Linked DNA regions of Homo sapiens: region 1 is linked to region 2. Evidence: chromatin loops called from intact Hi-C (ENCODE). Cell type or tissue: A673. All regions are shown on one strand.

The links. Hi-C counts contacts between places; a loop is a spot of excess contacts. Peaks named below come from ENCODE experiments on the same cell type or tissue, not always from the same donor. Only the 100,000 strongest peaks of a DNase experiment are listed, where the experiment ranks them.
Region 1: it touches region 2 in a loop (4-fold over the local background); 4 of 110 quality-filtered maps call a loop at or near these places.

Annotation. Positions count from the first base shown.
Region 1 is chr21:36,922,930-36,930,929 of GRCh38, forward strand. HLCS (holocarboxylase synthetase) reads right to left here. Exons shown (of 11, transcript NM_001352514.2): 5 at 7,322-7,504. Among named protein-coding and RNA genes, the nearest start is that of HLCS-AS1, 40 kb to the right of the region's middle. RefSeq lists a silencer at 4,824-5,016. In A673, CTCF peaks have their summits at 4,887 (motif pointing left) and 6,928 (motif pointing right); DNase peaks (open chromatin) are centred at 4,922 and 6,922; H3K27ac peaks cover 1,520 bases.
Region 2 is chr21:36,584,640-36,592,639 of GRCh38, forward strand. No RefSeq gene overlaps it. Among named protein-coding and RNA genes, the nearest start is that of CLDN14, 110 kb to the left of the region's middle. RefSeq lists a silencer at 4,817-4,876 and an enhancer at 5,007-5,056. In A673, CTCF peaks have their summits at 556 (motif pointing right), 4,932 (motif pointing left) and 5,135; DNase peaks (open chromatin) are centred at 1,122 and 4,892; H3K27ac peaks cover 515 bases.

The DNA of each region.
Region 1 (8,000 bases), 340 kb after region 2:
AAGGAGAACATTTATCAAATGGGATTCGGGTCTCAGACCCCGACATTCCTGAGCTGACACCACCAGCTCCGCGGCCCGGGAGCGCCAGACTCAACGGTTCCGTCATCGCCGGGCGCCCCACCGCCGCACCCACCGCCAGCTCTGGTCCTTGGCCCTGCACCTGACCACAGGAGCCCTTTGATCATGCTCTCTAACCCGGCACCAGTATGGGCTTATTCCTGGGATGTGTTTTTTGAACTGGGAGACAAAAATCCGCGTGTGAGAATGTTCTAAGCCCTTCTGGAGACAGCCTCCACCGACTTCCCTGGGAGGTGAGGCCAGAATCCATACCCGCTCACACATGGCAGCTATTAGGAAGCCCGGGTAGGAGACAAAAAGCATGTGGTCTTGGAGGATTTTTTTTATTCCAAAAGAGGCCGTTTCCCATCCACAAGTTTGTGACTGCATAAACGGTGGATATAAATAGACGGAGGAAAGAAAACCACGCTTCTTAGACGGGATGCTATCCCAAGAAGGAAAGTGCTGAGCGGGAATGTTCCCTCGGCCTCAGAGACCTTATCACCCCTTCACCAGGCCAGACAGCAAAGACCGCAACGCACAGAAGCCAGAATCATCACAAAACTAATTAAACGTGGAAAACAACAAAAGCGTTTGTGCAGATTTCCCACAAGCACACATCTCTGCCCCGGGTATTTACTCTGCAGGCGCTGCTTTGAGGCACACTTGTGGAAACAAGATTCAAGTAAAAAGACAGGACACACAGTAGCTGAAAAGCCTTCTTCCCACAAAAATAAAACATTCTAAAGGGAGCACAGGAAAACCCCCCAAGTATGATTTCTTTTGCAATTCAACATCAAAACCCATCATGTCACCTTTTGCCATGGGTATTATGTTTGATAACAGGAAGTCAGTCAAAATGAACAAAAAATTTCCAGCGTAGGTGAAGGGCGAAGGAAGAAAGAAACGAGAGAAAGAGGTATATGAAAGACCCTTAAAAGCATTCATAGCTATAAAAGCTTTTAAATGTTTGCTTTAATCTGCTAGCTGCCTTTAGCCGGTGCCGTATTGTAAAACAGCCGCACAAGACCACAGCAGCCACATGTCAAAAGCTATTCAAGGTGCACCTGGAATTCTGACTTCCTCTCTAATTTGGATCTCTAAAAATTATTTTTAAGCTGTATTTTAAAGTTATGCCCAAAGCTTCGCCCTATCTATACATTCGAGACTCAGAACTAGGATTAAAAATAGGAGAAGGGGAGGACTCCACATCAAGTACTATGTTAAAAAATGGCAGGCAAAGATTTTTTTTAGTGGAGAATTCTAATTAACTCATTAGAAAAATACATTAAGCCAGGTGCAGTGGCTCATGCCTGTAATCCCAGCACTTTGCGGGGCTGAGGCAGGTGGATGACCTGAGGTCAGGAGTTTGAGACCAGCCTGACTAACATGGTGAAACCCTGTCTCTACTAAAAATACAAAAATTAGCCAGGCATGGTGATGGGCACCTGTAACCCCAGCTACTTGGGAGGCTGAGGCAGGAGAATCGCTTGAACCCAGGAAGCAGAGGCTGCAGTGAGCAGAGATTGCACCACTGCACTCCAGCCTAGGCGACAAGAGCAAGACTCCATCTCAAAAAGAAAAACAACAGAAACGAAAAATACATAAGCCTCTTCACTGTCCTGTACGCCAGCTTCCTCTCCCGGGGGCAAGGACTCCTTCCCCGCCCTGCCCTACTTATCAGGGTCACTATGAGACCCAAATGAGATGGCGACACAGGTAAAAAAGCTTGGTTAACTAGAACGCATGCCACAAAGACGAGGAATTATCCCTCGTTTTCCAGAAACTTCTGCAGCAAGGGCTTGTACTTAGTAGGCACACAGATGTTTGCTACATGAAGGGGCCAGTTAGAGAAGGAGGAACAACTGTGTGGTATGTATGACTGAGTCTAAGTTTCTTCATAAAGCTATCAACGTCTGAAAAGCAGCTCCATCTCAGTATGTTCATGTATATCAAATCATCATGCTGCATACCTTAAATATATACAATTTAAAAAAAAGTAACATAAAGGACTTCCCGGAGTAGAAGGGCCTGTACCCGTTTTTTGATATGTTTACAAGTATCTAAACTATCCTTACCAACAAAACCTGCTTTTTATGGGGGGAAAAAGTTTCACAGTAAAAATTTGGGGTTAAATCAAAATGAAATGTCATAACTAGTTTCTGTTTTTAAGTACGTATTACCCATTCCATAACTCCCCACTACCAAAATCACACAAACACACCTCATGGTGATTTTGCCCGATCATTTCAGTAACAAACCCAGTTGTCACTTCTTGTGACAGCTACATCTTGATCCCAGCTGGACACAGGACCCCTGCTAAGAGTCCAGCCGGCTTGTGTTTCTCAGGTCACCTACACACTGTTAGCCACCGTTGGCCACGATGAACACCCACAAGGTTCCCAAGCTTTTTCATTTTGGAAAAATTCTTGTGCTCCCCAGATCCTAAGCAGATGTCCCAGGCTACGGGAGCAATGCACAAGCTCTCTAGTTCCCCAAGGTAAAGGTGCCGACCTTCCTGGGGGCAGCACGTCCAGTTCCCCAAGGTAAAGGTGCCGACCTTCCTAGGGGTGGCACATCCCACCTTCTTCTGCTTCCTCTGGACTCACTGGGGGGACCAAAAGGGGTCCACTGGCAGGCAACTCTGCAGGGGTGGAGGGTGGGGGGCTGGCTCTGCCCCACACACAGATTCAGGTCCCAGCCGGTCCTAACCCGCCAGCTGCCCCTCCCAGTGAGACCCTGCAGAGCGTGGCAGCCTGTGCTTTCTTTCTGCCATTGCTCTGGCAGAGATAAAAAGGAAAATGGAACCCAGAGAAACAGAAACAAGGCAGCTAGCTTCTCAACTGGGAAAGAATTACATTTTCTCTAGAACATCAGATTCGATAGAAAATAAAATCTATTAAAATGTTTCTATAAAATATAAAAGAATTATGTTTTTTCTGGTGTTCTGTAAGGGAAAGGATTATGTTTCTTCTATAAAATCAGTGTTTCTCAAAAACATTCATGTCCCAGCACAGTAAAGATGTATTGCTGCTGACTGCCTGTCACCCACTGGTGGCGGGAAGATGTGGTGGCCACCAGGTGATCGCACCCCGGACACCCCACAGTGAGCCATGTGGTGTATCAGTCTCTCACCCACCAACATCTGCAGAGAGGAAGCCATGGAGAGGTCCCCATATATATGGTCTTGGAGAAACAGTTCAAAGGGCTCTGCCAAGAAACTGGAACATCCAAGCAGGGGTAGGGCACCCAGGGGTACCTTCCACCCACAGAAGCAAAGGGACAGCTTCAGCTCGGAGGCCCCCACACACCAACTCAGAGCTCACAGTTAACCCTGGAAGTCACAGCTGCCACAGGCCATGAACAAGAGTCACGTGTTTTACTATCAGAGCGAACCCTTTCTAAATAATATGTCAAATATTAATATTAACCAAAGTATCAACACCTATGAGATTCCCTGCCTTTTAACATTCAAGTGTGACCATGTGTGAGATGCCTTCAAAGTCCAATGACACGCAGTCATTTGTTTTTAGTTTTTAATAACTAATTTGGCTCATTATAAAATAACTCATAACAAATAACCAATTTGGCTCATTATAAAATAACTAATAACTAATTTGGCTTATTATATATATAATCATTATAGAAAATTTGGAAAATACAGAGAAAGTTTTAAAAGATTATTAAAATCACCCTTAAGCACTCCACCACAAATAAGTCCCATATATACCAGATTTCCTTCCAGTCTTGTTTCCTTTTTTTTTTTTTTTTTTTGAGACAGGGTCTCACTCTGTTGCCCAGGCTGGAGTGCAGTGGCACAATCATAGCTCACTACAGCCTCAACCTCCCTGGCTCAGGCAATCCTCCTGCCTCAGCCTCCCGAGTAGCTAGGACTACAGGTATGCGCCACCATGCCTGGCTAATTTTTGTATCTTCTGTAAAGAATACGAAATTCTGCCAGGTTGCCCAGGCTGGTCTCGAATTCCTGGGCTTGAGCGATCCACCTGCCTCAGCCTCCCAAGGCATTGGGATTACAGGCTTGAGCCACTGCACCTGGCCCAGTCTTCTTTCTACGGAGATAGGTGTGTGGTAAACGTGTGTTTGTGTGTTTGTTTTATGGTTTAACTTTTTGTCATTTTGCTGAGACCCAAATTTCAATCCTGCTCCTGGGAGGTTCAATTAAACGTGAAAGCCTTGGTCGGAGGAAGCCCAGCTCAGCCGCCCACAGCCTGCATCTCAGCCAAGCCCTGCTTCCTCTTGGTATCGTGCACAGTGACACTGATGGAGCCACACATGACTGGGTTTTATAGTGGGAATCACACGCTACCATGGTGTCTGGGTGTCGATGAAGGTCTCCGAGCACATCCTTCCCAAATGCCAAGGGCTGACCGTCGCTGAGGCGAGTGTTTTTTCTCTTTGGGTCTTGCTACTATTCTTTCCAGTTATATCACAGTAACGGAGAAGCACATAAATCTTCTGCGCTATTCGTCATAAAGAGCAAGTGTCAAGGCACCAAACTGTGTAAACACAGCTGGTACGCAGTAAAACTATTTAGATAACTAGCATATTTATTTTGTTCTTTCATATCCCATACTATAATAGTACCTAGGACACAGTAAACGTTGAATGAAAGATGAATATTATTAACTGGGACATTGAAATAATTTCTGCAGACCCAAAAGAAAGTGCCACCAATATAATGGAAAACTATAAAATTATACTATGTGAAACTGATATAGACAGAAAAAAATTAAATCTCTGAAGAACAACTTTATAGTTCTAGGGTCCTGTATGCGAGGCAGCCTAGCTCAGCAGCGACACCCTGTGGTGAGAGATCTTTGACTCCCAGCAACAGAGTGTCTTGCAGGGCACAGGAAGCAGAAAGCCAGCCCAGGCATCCAATCCCTAAGGCAGGCGATGAGCCAAATGGACAGGCAGGATTTAGCAGATGACTGGGTGCCAAGATCCTCTCCATGGAACTTAATTCCGTGAGGATGACTGAGATCTGTTAAGTAGGGATGCCAGAAAGAAAACCAAATACAAAGCACAAACCCAATTCCATTCCCAGTCTCTGTGGTCCAGATCTATAAATACTGACCCATAGCACAGTGACTAGATGCAGGAGGAATTCAGCTGCCTCCGGAAAGACCACCTCAGGCAGTGCATATCCACCTTCAAATTCATTTGCACTATAATCCTTTAGAGAACTTGTATTCCAAGAAAACATCATATAAAACCTTGACTTCTGCCATTTCCTTCTACAGCAGATTCAAGGACACCTAAGCAGAGTTAATAAACATTAAGAGGCCGGGAGCGCCATGCCTGTAATCCCAACACTTTGGAAAGCCAAGGCAGGCAGATTGCTTGAACTCGGGAGTTCAAGACCAGCCTGGGCAACATGGCGAAACCCTGTCTCTACAAAAAGTATTAAAAATTAGCCAGGCATGGTGATGCACACCTGTAGTCCCAGCTACTCGGGGGGCTGAGGTGGGAGGATCGCTTGAGCTTGGGAGGTGGAGGCTGCAGTGAGCCATGATTGCACCACTACACTCCAGCCTGGGCAACAGAGCAAGACCCTGCCTCAAAAACTAAAAATAAACATTAAGAAATGAGGATATGTACAACATACACGTACTCATTCCATTCCTTGGGCTCCCAAAGTAAAGCAGAATTCAGTCAGAAATAAGCAGCTGAGAGGAAAGTAGTCCACAGCACAGATATCCAAGAAAATCAACAAGGCCAAGTGGAGGGCCCGCAATGGGAAGTGAACATTTCTGAAAATAATTATTTTCCAAAGTTATTATGTAATAAGGGGCTTAGTAGGGAGTGTCCATGTATGTGTATACAGAGCAAATATTTGCTTTAATCATGTTCAAGCATTTCATTCCCAAAGTTTGTGAAAGGGGAAATCAATACTCCCTCAATTGATCAATGAACAGGTGAAAAAGTATCACCTCCCACTGCCCCAGGCTGTTTAAAAAACTGGAAGGACAAAAATGTGAAGCATCTGTTGTGTGCTTGAATATAAGCAGACACATGATACAAAGCCCTGACATGGGTATTTCAGGTTATACTCATCCTAAATACACCAGAAATGCCAAGAGTTCCAAACTTCCACTCACAAGAGAATAACCTGGGGCAGGGCCACTCTTCCTATCCACTACTCTGTCCAAGAGTCCGGAGGTCAAGTCCGAAGACCAGCATGATCAGAACTCCGAGAAAGGGCAGGGAGCTCTGCCAAGGGCAAGGCCAGGCCACCTCACTCCCGGACTTCCCCAGCTGGGAGCCTCAGAGCAGGCACTGGCTAAGGTAGCCAGCCCCAGCCCTCCATCCCCAGGAAAAGGCGACAGAGAAGGTCTAGGGGACTGGCAGTGCTCTCAGATTTTCTATCTGTCTTCTCCAAGTGAGCCCATCACACCCAGATAGCTCATAGCTCTGCTCTCCTCCAAAAACTAAGGGACACAGTGTAACACAAAAGAAAGTGCCTCCTTTTTAAAAAATGTTGGGATGAGAGGTATAATTTGTTTGTTTCAAGAGAAAGTAGGTAAGTTTAGTGTTTAAAGTCACCTAGACTATTGGGTGTTTGCAGAAACTACATGGTTATGTCATTCAACTCACAAATTTGTCTGTTCAGAGAAGACAACAGAAATAGACAAAATAATTTGTCACAATGACTATGAAACTGATAGTATGGCCAAGCAGGGGGATTAGCAAGAACCTACACCTGGAGAATCTGGCGACCTGCCCAAAACCAGGTATCAATCACAGGCAGCAAGTGCAGGCATGGGCCAAGAGAATTCCCGAACACATTCCCAGCTCCGTGGGCATTTTCCTGTCAGACACGACTCACAGACGTGAAACCCAGAGCGCTGTTGCCACAAGATGGCAGACATTAGCACAAATGTGATTGTTCCAAAGATTTGCTGAAAGTGGCTCAAGTCAAAACAAATGTTTTCAATCCCAAATGAATAAAGTTACAGTCTGAATATACTCTTGACACAGGGACCCTCTTCCCCCTAACGTGGAAAGGGCCACACCTGCAGACTTAACACCTTTCTAAACTCTACTAGTTGGCCCTCTCTTATATATAATCCTCCCCCAACAAAATGAATATTTGCACATCTTGAAGATGATTTCCAAACCCGAAGTCAAAACAGAAATGGAAAATCAAAACCAACCAAAATAAAACAATTAAAGCAACGGGTCGCCACTGTGAAGAGGGCCACGTCACAGCGCGCTCTGCCCAGCTGAGCCCACAACTCACCTCCGCAGCTGACAGCAAGTAAAGAGGAGTTAAGGCAGGAACTTGTTTCATGTCACAGCTGAGGCCAAGGGTTGTCAGAATCTCTCTAAGGACTTCGTATCTTCTAAAATTGCTTGACTTGAGCAAGTTAAAATCTTCTGGAGTTTGCACTATGTTGGAGCTGGGAGGTAGTTCTAAGTGCACCTGAAGGGGAAAGATAGCACTATGTAAACTGAGGGCACTCACAGGCAATGAGAAAAACAGTTTCTTTTTTCTTTTTCTTTTTTTTTTTAAATTTAGAGACAGGATCTCATTATGTTGCCCAGGCTGGTCTTGAACTCCTGGGCTCAAACGATCCTCCCACCTCAGCCTCCCAAAGTGCTGGGATTACATGTATGAGCCACCACATCTGGCCAAAAAATTTCTTTACCAGTTTTCTTCTCCAAGTGAGCACATCACACCCAGATAGCTCATAGCTTTGCTCTCCTCTGAAAATTAAGGGACACAGTATAACCCACAAGAGAAAACTTGAACATGAATTTTTCTAATTATCAATAGCATATAAACTCTGAAGCTGTATATCTGGAAAGTCATGGCCAACAAAAGAACGATTCCAAAGAGCCTACTCAAATTTTGGTTGTCAGGCTGAGAGGCCACGGTGGAAATGACCCTGGACAGTCATCATCTCTCTCCAGGTACT
Region 2 (8,000 bases):
CGCCAAAAAATATACCTGAAGCTAAAAATATACCAACCCAAGGCAAGCTTGAACTTTCCATAAAAGGCCATTAAGAGAATTGATTTCATCTCCGGGATTATTGCCCTGTGACAGCTGGTATGCATTCCAAATACAGCAACAAAAGAGAAGGCCACGCTGTAGAAAGGAGTTTAAGTGGAAACCTTCCATACACCAAAATCTCAAAGGAGAGGAAGTTGCTTGCCACCCCCTTGGTTACAGTTCATAGTCATAAAGGCTGTTTCTATAGAATAGACTTCCACGATTATCTATTTGCAAAAATGTACAAACACAGCCAGCATACTCTGTGCCTGTAGAAAGACCTGGATCAATACAAGTAACAGAAGAATGAAGAAAAGAGGAAAAAAAGATTTTATCAAGGCTGTTTACTTTAAGGGTACCTTAAAGACCTGCACAAACACACCTGCTACTTCAGTGCCAGGAAGAACAGAGCAAACATGGCTCTCCTTTAAAAGAAACTGGAGAAAGAGACTTTGCAGCCACAAAACCAGTCACACCAGGAGGCGCTAGCATCTCAGCAAGTGAAAGCATAGAAGCCTCATCTTCAGATCAAAGTTATTTAAAAGGAGCCCAGGATCACACTTCTGAATTAAGCCTACATCACATCGGGGACAGTAACATGTTGAGGAATGTTTAACCACAAACTGGATCACCAGAAGGGAAAAATCTCCTGATTCCTAGCATCTGCCCATTTCTGTGGTGTAAATACTCCCACAGTAGCTGATTTCAAGCTGCCAGCATTGGCAGAGATGTGAAACACCACACCATTGTATAGTATTTCCACCCTCCAGATACAATAGGTGCAAACAACTTCTAGAGCATAGGTACCAGTAAAATGTACTAACACAATCAGGAAGTAAAAAATGCTAAAACAATTAGGAAGTTGAATGTATTAAAACAACTAGGAAGTGATGAGTTTTGAGTATTTATTACTTTTGTGGTAATATAATTTATTTAATTGTAAGCTTATGATTTTAAATTTTTAAATAGTGACTCTTTTAGCTACCAGCTCACAAAATTCCGGCAAATTTTACAATTGGCTCAAGCTGGGGCAAGTCTCCTTCAACCTACCATGGTCTGGGGAGCGTTTTCAAAGTAACAAAGATCTTCCTTTCCCTACCTCAATTGCGGGAGGCCCATTGGGACAAAATGCCCCAGAGGCGACCACATGTGCATATTTTCTTTTCCTTCCTTCCTTCCTTCCTTCCTTCCTTCCTTCCTTCCTTCCTTCCTTCCTTCCTCCCTCCCTCTCTCTTTCTCTCTCTTTCTTTTTCTTTTTTTTCTCGCAGTTTCGCTCTTGTTGCCCAGGCTGGAGTGCAGTGGTGTGATCTTGGCTCACTGCAACCTCCACCTCCTGGGTTCAATCGTTTCTCCTGCCTTAGCCTCTCGAGTAGCTGGGATGACAGGTGCGCCACCATGTCCCGCTAATTTTTTGTATTTTTAGTAGAGACAGGGTTTCACCATGTTGGCCAGGCTGGTCTCGAACTCCTGATCTCAGGTGATCCACCTGCCTCGGCTTCCCAAAGTGCTGGGATTACAGGCGTGAGCCACCATGCCTGGCCATCATGCATATTTTCAAAAGCTCTCCAGTGCAATTCTAATGGACTCCCTGGGTGAGAACCACTGCTGTGTCCCACCCTTCCATGTTACAGAAAGGGAAGCTGAAGTTCAAAAGTTTAAATGTTCTCTCTGTTGGTTAACAGATGACCGAGCTGGAGAATGACTATTAGTTGGGTTCTTTCTCTTCCCCTAGACCTTCCCCCCAACAATTATGTGCAACTTTGGATCTCTTCTGGAAATACTGCACCTTATAAGCACCTTATTTGAAATATTGCAACTATATTAGCAGTATAGGCCATATACCAAAGCCTCATTACTTTAAAAGGAAAAAAAAAAGAGAGATGGGGGGGCAGTCCTACTGTGTTGCTCAGGCTGGTCTTGAACTCCTGGCCTCCGGCGATCCTCCTGCCTCAGCCTCCCGAATAACTGGGACATAGGTGCATTGCATTCAGCTTACTTTTGCATTACCTTAACAATAACCAAAATAAAGTTTACCATAATATCATTTATTTTTAAAAAGGGTTTAACAAGGAAATTCATAGGTAAGCCAAACTAGAAAGGAGACATCAACGTCCTCAAGAAACTTTAGAGACCAGCTTTCTCTCTGTTTGTATATAAACCATGTATATATTAATAACAAACCATTCTGATCTATATACTAAGAGAGGGTCAACTGAACTGGCAATGTTTAGTTAGTGGTTATTTTAACTTATTCTTAATTAAAAATAAAGTTATTCTAGCCAGTTGCAGTGGCATGTTCCTGTAGTCCCAGCTACTCAGGAGGCTGAGGCAGGAGGATTGCTTAAGCCCAGGATTTTGAGTCCAGCCTGGATAACATAGTGAGAGCTTGTTTCCATTTTTCAGAAAAGTTGTTCTAGGTAGCAAGATTATGGTGATTTACTCTTCCATATTTCTTCTAAATCTTCTTCAACAAGCTTAATGCTGTAGTCCTGTCCCATATATTTTTAATGCTTTTATAATCAGAAAAATTGACTTTTTTTTTAACCCAAGTCAATTGCATCTCTTTCCGCACCCAGACTTTTCATGAATTTGGTTTGGCTTCTCTTTTAAATTTTCCCAAGACAGCAAGGAAAAGTGATCCAGCTAAGCTTTCCTTTTAGGACTTTTTACTGACTCTCCCCAGCGATTTGAAGATAACCTCCTCCTGAGCTCTCCACCCCACTCTGAAGCTGCGAGGTCCCCACCGAACAGAACACGGTCTCCTGAGTGTCCCACCCTGCTCTTAGCGGGAGAACTCAGCTTTCGGCTCCCATAGGCATGGAAACAGTTACCAAACACTGGTTCCTAGGCCAGTGTCTCTCCTACTGCTAGTTGAAAGAATATTCCATGACTCATTGTGGACTCATCTCCCAAAGATATTAAATCTGAGTTTCAGTGAAAGCCAGTCCAGGTAAGCCCTGTACAAATAAGAACACGCCTGAGCTAAAACCAGGCTGGTGGATTCCAGCATCTTCTCTGGGCTCTTCCTGTGTCTCAGAGCGTGAGCTTGGGCTTCTACTCCGTGCCTGGGGGACCCATGCCCCCTGCCACCCCATGGCTGGAAGAGTACCCCTGTCTGGGAGAAATCAGCTATAAACGCAGAAGACAAGAGCCCTGAGGGAGGCAACCTTTCACCAGGTCCAGGGGCTTCTCCATTGGTCCTCACGGTCGGGCTCATTATCACAGCATCTTCTGATGATGTCTTTGCCTTGCTCCCATCCCTGTGGGTGGTGAAGGGCCGGGAAGGCAAGTGTGCAGGACTGTGGGTGCTGGGCTTATCTGGAGGCATCTGCTGAGGGGAGGCCAGCACATGTTTCTTAAGAACAAGGGCACGCGTCTTATCCCCTTCTCTTCCTGGTGGGCCGGGCTCCTTGGTGCAAAGCAGCTCTTTTTTTTTTTTTTTTTTTTTTTTTTTTGAGATGGAGTTTCGCTCTTGTCACCCAGGCTGGAGAGCAGTGGCGTGATCTCGGCTCACTGCAACCTCTGCCTCCTGGGTTCCAGTGATTCTCCCGTCTCAGTCTCCCAAGTAGCTGGGATTACAGGCATGTGCCACCACGCCCAACTAATTTTGTATTTTTAGTAGAGACGGGTTTCTCCATGTTGGTCAGGCTGGTCTCAAACTCCCGACCTCAGGTGATCTGCCCCCCTCGGCCTCCCAAAGTGCTGCGATTTAAAACAGGTTTATTGGCAGGGCGCAATGGCTCATGCCTGTAATCCCAGCACTTTGGGAGGCTGAGGCGGGTGAATCACCTGAGGTCAGGAGTTTGAGACCAGCCTGGCCAACATGGCGAAACCCCATCTCTACTAAAAATACAAAAATTAGCCAGGCGTGGTGGTGCATGCCTGTAATCCCAGTTACTCGGGAAGCTGAGGCAGGAGAATCGCCTGAACCCAGGAGGCAGAGGTTGCAGTGAGCCGAGATCAAGCCATTGCATTCCAGCCTGGGCAACAGAGCTAGACTCCTGTCTAAAAACAAAACAAAACGAAAAACCCAAAAATCATAAAACAGGTTTCTTTCCACGTTCCTGATAGTTTCTGGCTTCTGCAGCCACACAGACCTTCACCACTTTCTAAGCCTGCATTTGCTGACCATCCCCACATCCTAAACCAAGCCCTCTGACCTCAGTTGTTCCTGCGAGGATGCCTTGTCCGGAGATGGCAGAGGTTCCCGCCACTGCTTTTCCGTGCCTGCCCTCCCGCCACTGCTTTTCCCAGCACACCCTGCCACCCCAGTGTGGAGGCTCCACTGACCATCACGGGGAGAGTTCTATCGGCACCTGCCTCCTGCCCCTGTGAGATGCGTCTTGGGGGAGTCATGTGGCCTCTTGACACCTCAATTGCCTCACTGGCAAGCTAGGGATAATAATGTCACCTCCTGAATCAGCGTGGGCATTCAGGAGCTACTGAGTGTGTAAAACCCTGCAAAAGGCAGAGGCCACTCCCATGCCAGAAACAGTCTCCACGTCTCCTTCTACAGACCCCTCCTCCGAGTCCCCTTGGTCCCCAAGGACAGCACCAGCCATCCTGTCTCCATGGCCTTTGTGTTATCAGTAGGGCTGCCAGACGAAACACAAGACACCCAGTTAAATTTAAATTTCAGATAAACAACAAATAATATTGAGTATAAACATGTCCCGTGCAATATTTTCATTTGCTATATCTAGTGACCTGAATCTAATGAGAGGGCACGTTTCACAGGGCTGGACACCATGTGTGTTTCATCTGTGCTCCCCGACCCTCCCTCCTCCCTCCCCAGCCTGGCACACTGCCGGGCACATGGCCTCAGTATCCAATAGGCCGGCGGTTCTCAGCAGGGTCAGGACTGCCCCCTAGGGGCTATTTTGGAAATTCGAGGAAGCCTTTGTGATTGGCAGGATTACAGTGGGGGACTTCCTGGCCTTGAGGGGACAGGAGCCAGGGGTGCTCCAGGACCTGCCAGAATTGTCCTCTCTGTAGAGAGTTGTCCTTTACCCCACACACCATTCAGGTAAATGACAAACCCGCTTAGGACCGTCTGAGCCTGGAAACTCACTCCATAGGAACATAAAGTGGATTTTGTGCTGTATTTCCAGGAATGCAACTACTGTACTTTGTTTTAGTCTCATGACAAATTGCATCTGTGGTTTTGAGGCCTCGGTATATTACACCTGCATCAGCCCCTCTTTGTGGCTGTGGATTCCTTCAATTGCCTCTTTCTGATGGCTTCATTGTGTCTTCTAGTGTAGATAGAGTGAGTGCTCAAGCACATTAGGCATTGAATATATTTTACTTTATTACAACCCTCCACTTTCCTTGTATTTCCTTCATATTGCACTTAATATATTATGTGTACTTAATGCATGTCTCTCATTTCAGATTCTGTGTCGTGATAGGTATATGTAACAGGAATCTGCACTATCGTCTGTGGTTTTTGTTTCAGGATGGTAAAAAGGCTGTTATAAAAGATTTGTTATGAAAGGGGTCACCCCTAGAACAGTTCTGTGTCTTGATCATAGTGGCGGTTACATGAATTTTAACATGTGATAAAAAGACTTAGAACGATTGCATACACATTGTGCCAATGCCAAGTTTCTCATTTTGCTACTGGACCACTGTTACAGAAGATGGAGCCATCAGGGTAAACTGAGGAAAAGATACACAGGAGCTCTTTGATTATCTTGGCAGCTTCTCTTGCATCGAGCATGATTTCAATATTTAAAAAAAGATTTTTTTGGTGCTTATTTATTTATTTATGTGAGACAGAGTCTTGCTCTGTTGCCCAGGCTGGAGTGCAGACATGATCTCAGCTCACTGCAACCTCCGCCTCCCGGGTTCAAGCAATTCCCCTGCCTCAGCCTCCCAAGTAGCTGGGATTACAGGCCCCCGCCACCATGCCTGGCTAATTTTTGTATTTTTAGTAGAGACAAGGTTTTCCTATGTTGGCTAGGTTGGTCTCGAACTTCTGACCTCAAGTAGATCCACCTGCCTCGGCCTCCCAAAGTGCTGAGATTATAGGCTTGAGCCACCGTACCCAGCCCTGTTAATTTATTTATTTTTAACTTTTATTTTAGTTTCGGGAGTACGTGTGCAGGCTGGTTATATAGTTAAATTAGCATCACGGGTTTATTGCACAGATTATTTCACCACCCAGGTATTAAGCCCCGTACCCAGTAATTATCTTTTCTGCTCCTCTCCCTCCTCCCACCCTCCCCCTCAAGTCAGCCCCAGTGTGTGTTGTTCCCTTCTCTGTGCTCCTGAGTTCTCATCATTTAGATCCCACTTATAAATGAGAACATGCGGTATTTGGTTTTCCGTTCCTGTGTTAGTTTGCTAAGGATAACGGCGTCCAGCTCCATCCATTTCCCTGCAAAGAAAATGATCTCCTTCTTAAAAAAATTATCCTTTTAAGCGAGAGGAGTCACCAAGTCCTGACTTCAGGTTGAGAGCCACCCAAGAGGTGGATCCAAGGGTTTCTCTTCCAGCCTGCCGGCTAGTCCTGCTTTGTGTGGAGTTCCTCCTCAGGAGAGCTTGCCTACGGGAAGGTGCAAGCACCTGAGAGCTCCATCCACTTCCCAGCAGCAGAAACGGGGAGCCGGGCTGCTGCTTCCACTCCTATCTCCAGCCCTTGGTTGCTTGTCCTTTGGGGTAGCCAGACGCAGGCTCAAACCCCAGGTCGTATGGCAGGTGGCCTGGCCTTAGAAAGTCTAAATGAAGGCAGAGGGGCCTCGGCGGGTCACACCCCTCTGCACTGGCTGAGGCCCATCGCCCACCTGGCTCCCCTGCCAGCCCCCAGACCCCGGCCCCTACCCCTCACTTCTCACTGTCGGTGGGCTGCTTCCCTCACTTCTCCCTCCAAATCCACCTGCACACCTGGGCCACGTCCTCTGCAGAATAAGGGAGGCCTTGAATGTGAACTAATTTTATTTAGCATAAGCCCGGCTGCCCGGGTCTTCTGTGCACGTCTCCCAACTGGGATCTCTGGAATCTCTCTCTCCTGGCTGTCAGGTGCACCTGCCCACCAGGCCTCACAGCCCGCATCACTACAGATCCAGCCGGGGTGAGTCACCAACAGCAAAAAAAGGGGGTGGGAGGAGAATGCACGTGTACACACTTCAGAATTCGTGAAGCTCTCCTCCATTCCTGGCTCCGTGTCAGGCACCAAACAGACACATAATTCACAAGTTCTCCCATCTGCCCTGAAGGATTCAAGGTCAGACAGTAGAACTGGGGGGCCACTGTCATCCCAGGGTGCCTCCTTACACATCTGAGCTGCGAGGAAGATTCCGCTCATCTGCAGGGAATTAAAGCAGGTGAGCAAACCGTTACTGCTCAGCTGCTGTTAGACAGTGGGATGGGAAATGCTTAACATTTGGAAAAGGAGAAAAGGAGGAAAAAGGGGATGATTTTAAAGACAGATAACTTATTTCCTGGACAACATTGAAATACATTAAAATATATTGAATTACGTTGAAATACATTGAAAAACATTGAAATTTCCTAGACAGCATGAAATACAACTTGGTCTCTGGGCCCAAGGCCAGAACGGTGGTCCTGTTGCTCCTGTCTTAGGTGAGCTTGCTCCCCCCTCTCCTGGCCCTCTCTCTCTCTCTCCCCTTCTCTTCTCCTTCTCTCCTTCTCTCTCGCCCTCTTCCTTTCCTCTCTTCTGTTTGGTCTTCCTCCCTCTTTCTCTCTCTTCCTCTCCCTCCTGCTCTCTCTCCCCTACTCCCTGCTTCTCTCCATGTTATCCCAGGATTCCTCGTCACCTAACAACATTGTCACCTGCCTATGAGTGGGACGTTGAATGTGTCCATTCTGCAGGGAGAGAGGGACACTGACGGCTGCCCTTCATGGGGAAGCAGCATGTCTTTCCCCCTTTACTTTAAACCTCTTTGCTCCTCTGACTTTCCCATCTCTGTTCCCCT